2 separate regions of the Homo sapiens genome follow, and region 1 is linked to region 2. Evidence: chromatin loops called from intact Hi-C (ENCODE). Cell type or tissue: PC-3. All regions are shown on one strand. Links, peaks and the distances in the headings refer to the core of each region. The heading gives the core; the rest is flanking DNA.

Region 1 (5,374 bases), core at 222-5,221, 270 kb before region 2:
GCCAAGAAGTGTTTTTTTCTTTTGAAGAGATTATTTATGCCAGATTTCATGTCTCATTCTGAGTTGAGTCACCCAAGGCCACTCTCAGCAAAACTGCAGACCTGTAATTTTGCCTTCATTCCATGAGTAGTTCCATGGCACAGTCACTGGCACACGGGGGGTGATCAAAAACACTTGTTAAGTGAATTATAAAACCTCTGGCTCAGGCCAGGTGTGGTGGCTCACACCTGTAATCCCAGCACTTTGGCAGGCCAAGGTAGGAGGATCACGCGAGCTCAGGAGTTCAAGACCAGCCTGGTTAACATAGTGACACGCCATCTCTGCAAAATAAAAAAGAAAAGAAAGAAAAAAAATCAGCTGGGCGTGGTAGCACATGCCTGTGGTCCCAGCTACTTAGGAGGCTGAGGTGGGAGGATCGCTTAAGCCCAGGAGGTCGAGGCTGCAGTGAGCCGATATCGTGCCACTGCACTCCAACTTGAGCGACAGAGTGAGGCCCTGTCTCAAAAACAAAACACGCCTGGTGCAGTGGCTCATGCCTGTAATCCCAGCACTCTGGGAGGCCAAGGCGGGCAGATCACAAGGTCAGGAGATTGAGACCATCCTGGCTAACACGATGAAACCCCATCTCTACTAAAAATACAAAAAAATCAGCTGGGCATGGTGGCAGGCACCTGTGAGCCAAGATCGCGCCACTGCACTCCAGCCTGGGCGACAGTGCAGTGCAGTTTGAGACTCCGTCTCAAAACAAAAAACTGAAAAAAAAAAACAAAACCTCTGGCTCAAAGGTAAGAAGGGCAAAACAAAGGAAGAGTATCTGACAGTAGCACTTGCCTATAACTGTCAAGATTCATTTTAGTGAGTCCAGTGTTGAATTAGTCCACTGGCTTCTGCTTTTCAATAAGTCCATACACTCTTTCATTTATTCTCTATATATTTTGTACATTCTTGTCCTGTACCAGGCTCTGTGCTAGGCCTGGAGGTGCAGTGGTGAACAAGACAGGCAAGGGCGCTTAAAGTCTCCTGGGAGAGAAAGCAGTAAACAAGTACAATCCAAAAGATGCTTTCCGACTTCTGTGCTTGGGAAGGGAAATAGACAGAAGGGAAGGGAAATAGACAGATGGGATAGTCAGTGACTGAAGGGAAAACCAACTTATATAGGGATTCAGCAAAGTCCTCCCCAGAAGAGACATCGGAGCTGAGATCTGGGATAACTAAAATGTAAATATCCAGTAACAGTAAAATTAAAATTGTTCAATATGTCGTATAGCCTAAAGTGGACCTGCCATTTTCATTCTTCCCTTTAAAGAAAAAGCATTTCATTCCCATCAGGATGGCATAGCAGTTAAAATCCGAAAGTACCAGGTTCTAGAGAGAACGTGAACAGAAGGAAACCCTTATAAACTGCTATTTGGGAGTAGAAATTGGCAGACCTCTTTGGAGAACAATTGGTGATATCTAGTTGAAGCTGAAGGTGTGAATTTCCCACGACCCAACAATTCTATGTCTAGGTATGTTCTTTAAACCCTTAAAAATATCTCCTCCTAGGCTGGGCATGGTGGCTCACACCTGTAATCCCAATACTTTGGGAGGCCGAGAGGCCGAGGCGGGCAGATCACCTGAGGTCAGGAGTTCGAGACCAGCCTGATCAACAGGGAGAAACCCAGGCTCTACTAAAAATACAAAATTAGCCTGGCATGGTGGCGCATGCCTGTAATCCCAGCTACTCAGGAGGCTGAGGCAGGAGAATCGCTTGAACCTGGGAGGTGGAGGTTTTGGTGAGCTGAGATCGATCGCGCCATTGCACTCCAGCCTGGGCAACAAGAGCGAAAGTCCGGGCCGGGCGCGGTGGCTCACGCCTGTAATCCCAGCACTTTGGGAGGCCGAGGCGGGTGGATCACGAGGTCAGGAGATCGAGACCATCCTGGCTAACACGGTGAAACCCCGTCTCTACTAAAAATACAAAAAAATAGCCGGGCGAGGTGGCGGGCGCCTGTAGTCCCAGCTACTCGGGAGGCTGAGGCAGGAGAATGGCGTGAACCCCAGGGGGCGGAGCCTGCAGTGAGCCGAGATTGCGCCACTGCACTCCAGCCTGGGCGACAGCGAGACTCCGTCTCAAAAAAAAAAAAAAAAAAAAAAGAGCGAAAGTCCGTCACAAAAAAAAAAAAAAAAAAAAAAAAAAAAATCTCCAAGAGAAGTAAGGGAAGATTTAAAGTAAAACTACAAAGCAAAAGTACTTCATTCAACAAATATTTCCAGAATGCCTACATGTGACAGGCATGCATAAACGCTCTAAGAAAACCATGCTGAACGAAACCATGAAAGACTATGCCCTCCAGACAAACTGGGAAAGATACACAGTAAACAAAAGTCCAAACACTCATTATCTACTTAATGTATACCCAGTTTGTGGTCCTAGTTTTCTGCAAGAAGAAACTGAGTCTTAGAGAAATTGTCATTTGCCCAAGGTGAGCCCACCAGTGAGATGATGAACATGCCAGCCCAAGAACTTACTCCCCAGGACTCCACCTGTGCCAAGTCCAGCTTCCCCGCCATGGGAGTCTGTGAGGAAGGGAGGTGCGAGTTTCCCTTTATGCGGGGTACCTACTGCATGGCTCATACATAGTGCACCGTTTGGGGGTGGGAGTGGGAAGTGGACAGGATTGAAGAACTATCCAGAACTAAAACCTGCATAAAAGATGAGGAGTAGACTTCCAGATTATCTACCCAAGTATGGGAGTAGAATCCACGGAGCCGGCATCATTGACAAGGGAAATGGGAAGAAGGAAGGCTCCTTTCCCCAGGCCAGGGATGCCTTAAGTGGCTCCCTGACTTTTTAGCTTTCATCCTCTACACAAGATCCACATCAAGGCTCCAGAACACTCTTAGCTAGGGACATAACCAAGGAAGACAAAACCCTGGCAAATGGCTACCATAAGGGGGCAGTAAGGAGAGAAGTAAAGCCAGGCTGACCAGAACCGAAATGAGGTGTCCCCTGGTTAGGAAGTCCTGGCATCAAGGTTGGGAGGAGCACGGCATCACCCCACCCAGAGGCCTGGCAAGCCTCCCACTCCTGGGGACAGAATGACCTCATGGGGACACTTTACTTTTGATGTATAATTTTCTAACAGGAAAGTTTAAAAATACAGAAAGTAGAAAAAAAAATACAATGAGCAGCTTTGTAACCTTCTTTTAAAATAACAACTGTTAACATTTCTTTTTTTTTTGAGATGGAGTCTCGCTCTGTTGCCCAGGCTGGAGTGCAGTGGCACAATCTCAGCTCACTGCAACCTCCGCCTCCCAACTTCTAGCAATTCTCCTGCCTCAGCCTCCTGAGTGGCTGGAATTACAGGCGCACACCGCCATGCCCGGCTAATTTTTTGTATTTTAGTAGAGACAGGGCTTCCCTGTGTTGCCCAGGCTGGTCTCAAACTCCTGAGCTCAGGCAATCCACCCGTCTCGGCCTCCCAAAGTACTAGGATTACAGGCGCGAGCCACCGCGCCCAGCCACAACTGTTAACATTTCATATTAGCTTTTTTTTGAGACGGAGTCTCACTCTGTCGCCCAGGCTGGAATGCAGTGGCACGATCTCCGCTCACTGCAACAACTCCCAGGTTCAAGCGATCCTCCTGCCTCAGCCTCCCGAGTAGCTGGGAATACAGGCATGTGCCACCACACCTGGTTAATTTTTGTAGTTTTAGTAGAGATGGGGTTTTATCATCTCAGTCAGGCTAATCTCAAACTCCTGACCTAAAGTGATGTGCCAGCCTCAGTCTCCCAAAGTGCTGGGATTACAGGCATGAACCACCGCACCTGGCCGAACGTTTCATATTAGCTTTAGGACATTTTCTGTTTAAATTTTTTTCAGATGGTTATTTCCTTTTATTTCCATCTTTCTTTATATTTGACCCTGTTTTTCTTCTTACTGCATTTTGAAGTAAATGTTAGCTTATTTATTTTATTTTTTATTTTTTTTTTTGAGACAGAGTCTTGCTCTGTCACCCAGGCTGGAGTGCAGTGGCGCGATCTCGGCTCACTGCAAGCTCTGCCTTCCAGGTTCATGCCATTCTCCTGCCTCAGCCTCCTGAGTAGCAGGGACTACAGGTGCCCGCCACCACGCCCAGCTAATTTTTTGTATTTTTTAGTAGTGACGGGCTTTCACTGTGGTCTCGATCTCCTGACCTCATGATCTGCCCGCCTCGGCCTCCCAAAGTGCTGGGATTACAGGCGTGAGCCACTGTGCCCGGCAGCTTATTTATTTTTAATCCTTCTTTCCTACATTTGAAGCTATACATTATCCTTTTTATCACTGTAGGTGCATCTTGCTTTTTTTGTTTTTGTTTTTGAGACGGAGTTTCACTCTTGTCACCCAGGCTTCAGTGCAATGGCTCCATCTCGGCTCACTGCAACCTCTGCCTCCCGGGTTCAAGCAATTCTCCTGCCTCAGCCTTCCAAGTAGCTGGGATTACAGGCAAGCACCACCATGCCCAGCTAATTTTGTATTTTTAGTAGAGATGGAGTTTCACCATGTTGGTCAGGCTGGTCTCAAACTCCTGACTTCAGGTTATCCACCCACCTCAGCTTCCCAAAGTGCTGGGATTACATGCGTGAGCCACCACACCCAGCCATCCCACATTTTTTAAAAAAGAAAACTTCTGCTTACATACAAGCATGTTTAATTGTGCAATTTTCATAGATACATAAAGTGGATATATCATACATATTTTTAAAATACCACCATTATTTAATTTTCTTCTTTTTTAAAAAAAATTCTACCAACTTTTCCCTTTCTATCATAATAATCCTACCTCTTACCCAGCCTCTCTCCTCCCTCAACAATACTTAATGGAAATTCCTTTAAGACAATTTTTCCAGTTTTATCTCATTTTACTTAATATCTATATAATATTCCATGGTGTGAATGTGTCAGGATTCTTTCCTTTTGTTTCTAGAGGTTTTTTGTTGGTTTTGTTTTTGTGTTTGCTACCATTAACAATACTGTAATACACACCTTTGAGTATTTGAAACAAAAAATCCCAGGTGTCAGAGGAGAAGAAAGTTGTTCACAGTGGCCACTGTGGCAGGTATGATGAGAAGCCCAGGAATGGTGACCTCAGCTAGCCAGGTTGGCTTTCTGTCCTGCCTCCCAGGATTTCTTAAACAAGGAGGCCAGATCAGATAAATGCTAGGGTATCTCTTAGCTGACTGAACCTTTTCTAATCAAATCATTCGTTCAGGCCAGACACAGTGGCTCACACCTGTAATCCCAGCACTTTGGGAGGCCTAGGCAGGCGGATCACTTGAGGTCAGTAGTTCAAGACCAGCCTGGCCGACATGGTGAAACCCCATCTACTAAAAATACAAAAATTAGCTGGG
Region 2 (5,374 bases), core at 306-5,305:
TTGCTTGTTTCGACTCAAGGGAAACATCTGGTTTCTCCCTGCAATGTAGACAAACTGCTCTTATTCTGAAGCTGTCATCCATGAAAGGCATGGTTTGGGCTCAATAGGTTTGCTTATGAAAGGCTTGGGGGTCCATCGCTACAGAAATAAACAGCTCTAATAATTGGAAATTTGTTCCCCGTTACAAACTCTGATTGAGAGACGACTTGGGTGAAGTGGCGAAAGCTGAAAGGGATAGATTTATTAGAAGACTTTTAATGATTTAGGATGTGGCAGGCAGAGAATTTTCCGCTTAACTTTTGCAAAAATCTCTTACCTTTGTAGAATTTCTGCAAATGCGTTTAAAAATCTTGGAGCCTCGATATTGGAGATGGGGTGTTACAGGAAAAGTTCAGAGTTCTGTGGCCTCGGTTCTTAGGACAGGGCCAGGTTTTCCTGTGCACTTTATAAGAAGATATTATTGGGTGTTTTTACTTCCCTTCTGGACCAGCTACATAATTTGTGGGACCCAGTGAAAAATGAAAATTGTGGTGGGAGGTGGGGTTGTTCAAAAAGTATTAAGATCAGGTGGTTAGATCTTGAGTTTAAAAAAACACAAAACTGACCAAGAATTTTAAGACATTAACAGTGAAGCATCGCCCAAGCTGGGAGTGTATTGGTCCTTTTTCCATCTTAGGAGTCTCTGGGGAAGATGAGACCAAAACAAAACAACAACAAAAAAACCAAGGAGCGCTTGGGAAGTGTGCCTGCCGGAGGCCTGTTAGGAGGGCATTTTCTTTTCTGTCAGATCAATTGTAGGGAGAGTTCCTGCCCTTTTTTGAGATTGGTAATAATTGCTATCAATGTGCTATTTTTTCTTTCTGCTGTTACTTTCTTAGGAAGACAAGAACCCTTCTGTTAGGTTACTTCTCCGTATCTTGTTCTTCCCCTTTTTTGCAACAATGTTCGTAGAAGACTCAGAATAGTGGTTGCTGTGAAGTTAGAAATCATGTGTTTTGGGCCCTTTCCACACCCTTACCGATTTTTTCATTCTGGGAGTCAGTTCTGACCACTGAATGCCCAGTGATTCCTCACTTCTAACTTTGGTCTCTCTTTTCTCTCCCTCTTTCTCCCTACCAACTTGAGAGCTCCTTGGAGAGGGACATTTTAGTCAAATACTGACAGCCAAGCCTAGGGCCTGGCTGGTGGAAAACTCCCAGTAAATATGGGAATGTAAATAACAGTATCTGCTTTTTTATCTCTTTTCTTCTTGCTGCTTTTTCTCCTTTTCATTCTGGTTTTATTTGTATTTTCTCTCATTACATGCACACACACACACACACACACACACACACACACACACACGAACACACACACCATGAAGCATGAAGGCCCAAACTATGTATCTATAGATATTTAATTTTTTTTTTTTTTTTTTTGAGACAGAGTCTTGCACTGTCACCCGGGCTGTGGCACGGTCTTGGCTCACTGCAGCCTCCGCCTTTGCAGGTTCAAGCGATTCTCCTGCCTCAGCCTCCTAAGTAGCTGGGATTACAGGCGCCTGCCACCACGCCCGGCTAATTTTATATATTTTTAGTGGAGACAGGGTTTCACTATGTTGGCCAGGCTGGTATCGAACGCCTGACCTCATGATCCACCTGCCTCGGCCTCCCAAAGTGCTGGGATTACAGGCATGAGCCACCACGCCTGGCCTAATTTAACTTTTTTAAAAAATAGAGACAGGGTTTTGCCATGCGGCCCGGGCTGGTCTCAAACTCCTGGGCTCAAGCAATCCACCCGCCTCGGCCTCCCAAAGTGCTAGGATTGGGAGCCACTGTGCCCAGCCAAACTACGTGTTTTTGATCACCAAAAGAAAAGACAACATGGGGCAAGAAGTCCAAATTGACAGCACTCTGCAGTAGCTCAACAGAAGGGGAGAGTCTGGGAATCTGTGTTTGTTCAAGCTGCAGATCCGAGGCTCATCCCCTCAAAACACTGCAATGCTAATGAATGACCGTGGCTAAAAATCCCAAGTGACCTCATGATGGTGTGGCTCCTTGCTTCCTCCCTTAGAGGTGGAGCAAGAGCCCTGTTGGCTGATGGACAGTTGGGTACAGTAGGTGTGTTTGCATGAAGGATTGGCCTGCTGGGGTTACTCAGAAACTGCTCTGCAAACACAGAGGATTAAAGGGGTTTTTGTTGAGGCAGAACAGATGGACAGAGAGAGGCAGAGTTCAAATGAATGGATCATAAATCAGCACTCACTTGCAGAAGGGAAAAATCTGGGTCTGGTCACTTAAAAATTTGAGCTAATTTTAATTATTATTTTTTTCTTCTTAGGAAAGCAACCTTACGCTTAATGGAAAAACAATTCATGTGAAAAATTTGGAAAATATATGTGCCAGAGAAAGCCCTGCTGATCCTTTTAGTGAAATCTCCCTGATTTTGTCCTCTGTCCTGCTAATGTACACACATATACATAGGCAATTATTATTTAATAAGAATGAAAACACATGCTCTTCTATGAGTTAGATTTTAAGAGGGAACCTGTAACTAGAGCTTGAAGATCTGAACCCGGGTGTGATCATTTGGGCCAGGTCAGCAGCATAAATTTTAGTAATAAAACCAAAGACAATGTGTAAATTTATGTTTGGGAAAGTTGGGGCAAGCTCAGGTGAAGGAAAAGTTCATTGGCGCTGAGGGCCACGTTGAATTTACGGTCTTCCTTCAAGTAATACCTTCCTGAGCTCCCAGAAAAACGACAGGTCTGTGTTCATTTTTCCTTTTGCCCCCTAGTGGAGCAAGAAGAGTGGTTCAGGCCATGAAATCGTTCTGCCAATTAGACCGTCTCTTTACCCATTTCTCTCTTTCTTTCGCTCCCTCTCTGTTTTCTATTTTTTGAGACGGAGTTTCGCTCTTGTTGCCCAGGTTGGAGTGCAGTGGTGCGAACTGGGCTCACTGCAACCTCCGCCTCCCGGGTTCAAGCGATTCTCCTGCTTCAGCCTCCCGAGTAGCTGGGATTACAGGCGTGTGCCACCACATCTGGCTAATTTGGTATTTTTAGTAGAGATGGAGTTTCTCCATGTTGGTCAGGCTGGTCTCAAACTCCTGACCTCAGGTGATCCGCCCGCCTCGGCCTCCCAAAGTGTTGGGATTGCAGGTGTGAGCCACCATGCCCGGCGCTCTCTCTTTCTCTGTCTCTCTTTTTTGAGGCAGGGTCTTGTTCTTTTGCCCAGGCTGCCGTGCAGTGGCACAATCTCAGCTCACAGCAGCCTTGGTCGCCTGGGCTCAAGCATTCCTCCCACCTCAGTCTCCGGAGTAGCTGGGACTGTAGGTGCACATCACCACACCTGGCTGATTTTTTGTGTTTGTTGTAGAGACAGGGTCTTGCTATGTTGCCTAGGCTGGTCTTGAACTAATAGGCTCAAGTGGTCCACCTGTCTCAGCCTCCCAAAGTGCTGAGATTACAGGTTTGGGTCACTGTGTCCGGCCTCTTTACCCATTTCTAATCATCTAATTGGATGTTCTCCAGTCTCTCTGTAAATGTATTGACCAAAGCCCAAGACATAATGAAAGGAGGCCAGTGGATCTCTCTCTAGCAGGCCAGGGCTCCGGTCACTGAATTGAGTTTAGCATCACATTTTATGAAAATGAGGTGCCATTAGATGCTAGATGCTCACTTAGTAGGGTGAAATACTCACACTAGGAGAGTCCAGAAGTCTTACCAGCGATCGAGGGTTAGTTCAGCTCGCCATTGTTAGTTGAGTGCTTTCTAGAAGTCAGTAGTGTTGGCCGGGCGCAGTGGCTCATGCCTGTAATCCCAGCACTTTGGGAGGCCGAGGCGGGTGGATCACGAGGTCAGGAGTTCGAGAAAAGCCTGGCCAATATGGTGAAACCCCGTCTCTACTAAAACTACAAAAATTAGCCAGTCTTGGTGGTGGGTGCCTGTAGTCCCAGCTACTCGGGAGGCTGAGGCAGAAGAATCGCTTGAATCCAGGAGGTGGAGGTTGCAGTGAGCCGAGATCATGCCACTGCACTCCAGCCTGGGTGACAGAGCGAGACTCCGTCTAAAAAAGAAAAAAAAAGAAGTCAGAAGTCAGTAGTGTTTATATCAGACCTTTTGATGCCAGTTCTACTTATTGTTTAATGACAAGATTTAACGACACACAAAAATTAGTTAAAAACAAATCTTATGGAACCGATTAAAGAGAGTTGTTTCAATAGGAAAACATTGGAATGCTCTGAAAAATCTCAATGGTAGTGAAATACTTAAAAAATAAATGATATTAAATTATGTTAAAATGTAAAATATGTGAGACACTAAAAGTCTAGAGTTGTGCACTTATATTATTTCGTGTCTTTAAGTCTTTAAGTTCTTTTTTTTTTTTTTTTTTTTTGAGATTGAGTTTTGCTTGTGTCGCCCAGGCTGGAGTGCAAGGGTGAGATCTTGGCTCACTGCAACCTCCACCTCCCGGGTTCAAGCGATTCTCCTGCCTCAGTAGCTGAGATTACACGTGCCTGCCACTATGCCTTGCTAATTTTTGTATTTTTAGTAGAGACAGGATTTCACCATGTTTGCCAGGCTGGTCTTGAACTCCTGACCTCAGGTGATCTACCTGCCTCGGCCTCCCAAAGTACTGGGATTACAGACGTGAGCCACTGTGGTGCCCGGCCTATAATTACTTTTTATCTCTCTCTTAGCTGAACATTTGTAAGTTACATGGGCTTGTTACAAGATAGCAGCATCATAAAGATTTTGTGGTGTTGCTCCTGTATGTGAATTTCACCTATCACCAGAATAAATTCTCTCTTCCTCTCTGGGCTCCCTCACAGGGTGTGGGGCCACCTGGCCCCAACTGGCCCCTTCCACTTTCATCTCTCGCTGTTCCCTGCTTTCCTGATGCTTTACGTCTTGCTGAAGGAGTTCTAGCCTTTGGCCGTGTGCATGCTGTTAGCTATTCACCTGTCCCACTTTCTCACATCTCAGGGTGCCTTTCGTCTGTTATTGGTAAACACAGTGTCCTTCGTCTGTCTAATTCTGGCCTCAACTCTCCCACAGAGTTTGTTGACAGCCACCCCTCTGATTCTCCAACCCCTTTCATCCATTATTTGTTTATTGCCTCCTCCCCTCCACTGGAATTGAGTTTCACGTATCCCCAGCCCTTAGAACGCCTGGCATACAGCAGGCGTTCAGTAAATGCTGTCTGGCTGTTGAGACAGGGTCTCACTGTTGCCCAGGCCGGAGTGACATGATCACGGCTCACTGCAGCCTCTATCTCCTGGGCACAAGCGATCCTCCCACACCTCAGCCTCTCGAATAGCCGGGACTATAGGCATGTGCCACCACATCCAGCTAATTTTTATGTTTTTGGTAGAGACAGGGTTTTGACATGTG

What was found. Hi-C counts contacts between places; a loop is a spot of excess contacts. Peaks named below come from ENCODE experiments on the same cell type or tissue, not always from the same donor. Only the 100,000 strongest peaks of a DNase experiment are listed, where the experiment ranks them.
Region 1: a loop joins it to region 2, with 4 times the contacts of the local background. A loop is called at or near these places in 10 of 110 quality-filtered maps.

What each region holds. Positions count from the first base shown.
Region 1 is chr20:51,964,082-51,969,455 of GRCh38, reverse strand. No RefSeq gene overlaps it. Among named protein-coding and RNA genes, the nearest start is that of LINC01429, 100 kb to the right of the region's middle. RefSeq lists enhancers at 1-426, 427-928. In PC-3, for the core only: CTCF peaks have their summits at 2,722 and 2,924 (motif pointing right); a DNase peak (open chromatin) is centred at 2,945.
Region 2 is chr20:51,698,336-51,703,709 of GRCh38, reverse strand. All of the region lies in intron 4 of ATP9A (ATPase phospholipid transporting 9A (putative)), which reads left to right. Among named protein-coding and RNA genes, the nearest start is that of ATP9A, 67 kb to the left of the region's middle. RefSeq lists enhancers at 1,234-1,734, 1,735-2,235, 4,650-5,150 and a silencer at 1,946-2,240. In PC-3, for the core only: a CTCF peak has its summit at 2,765 (motif pointing left); a DNase peak (open chromatin) is centred at 2,759; H3K27ac peaks cover 1,170 bases.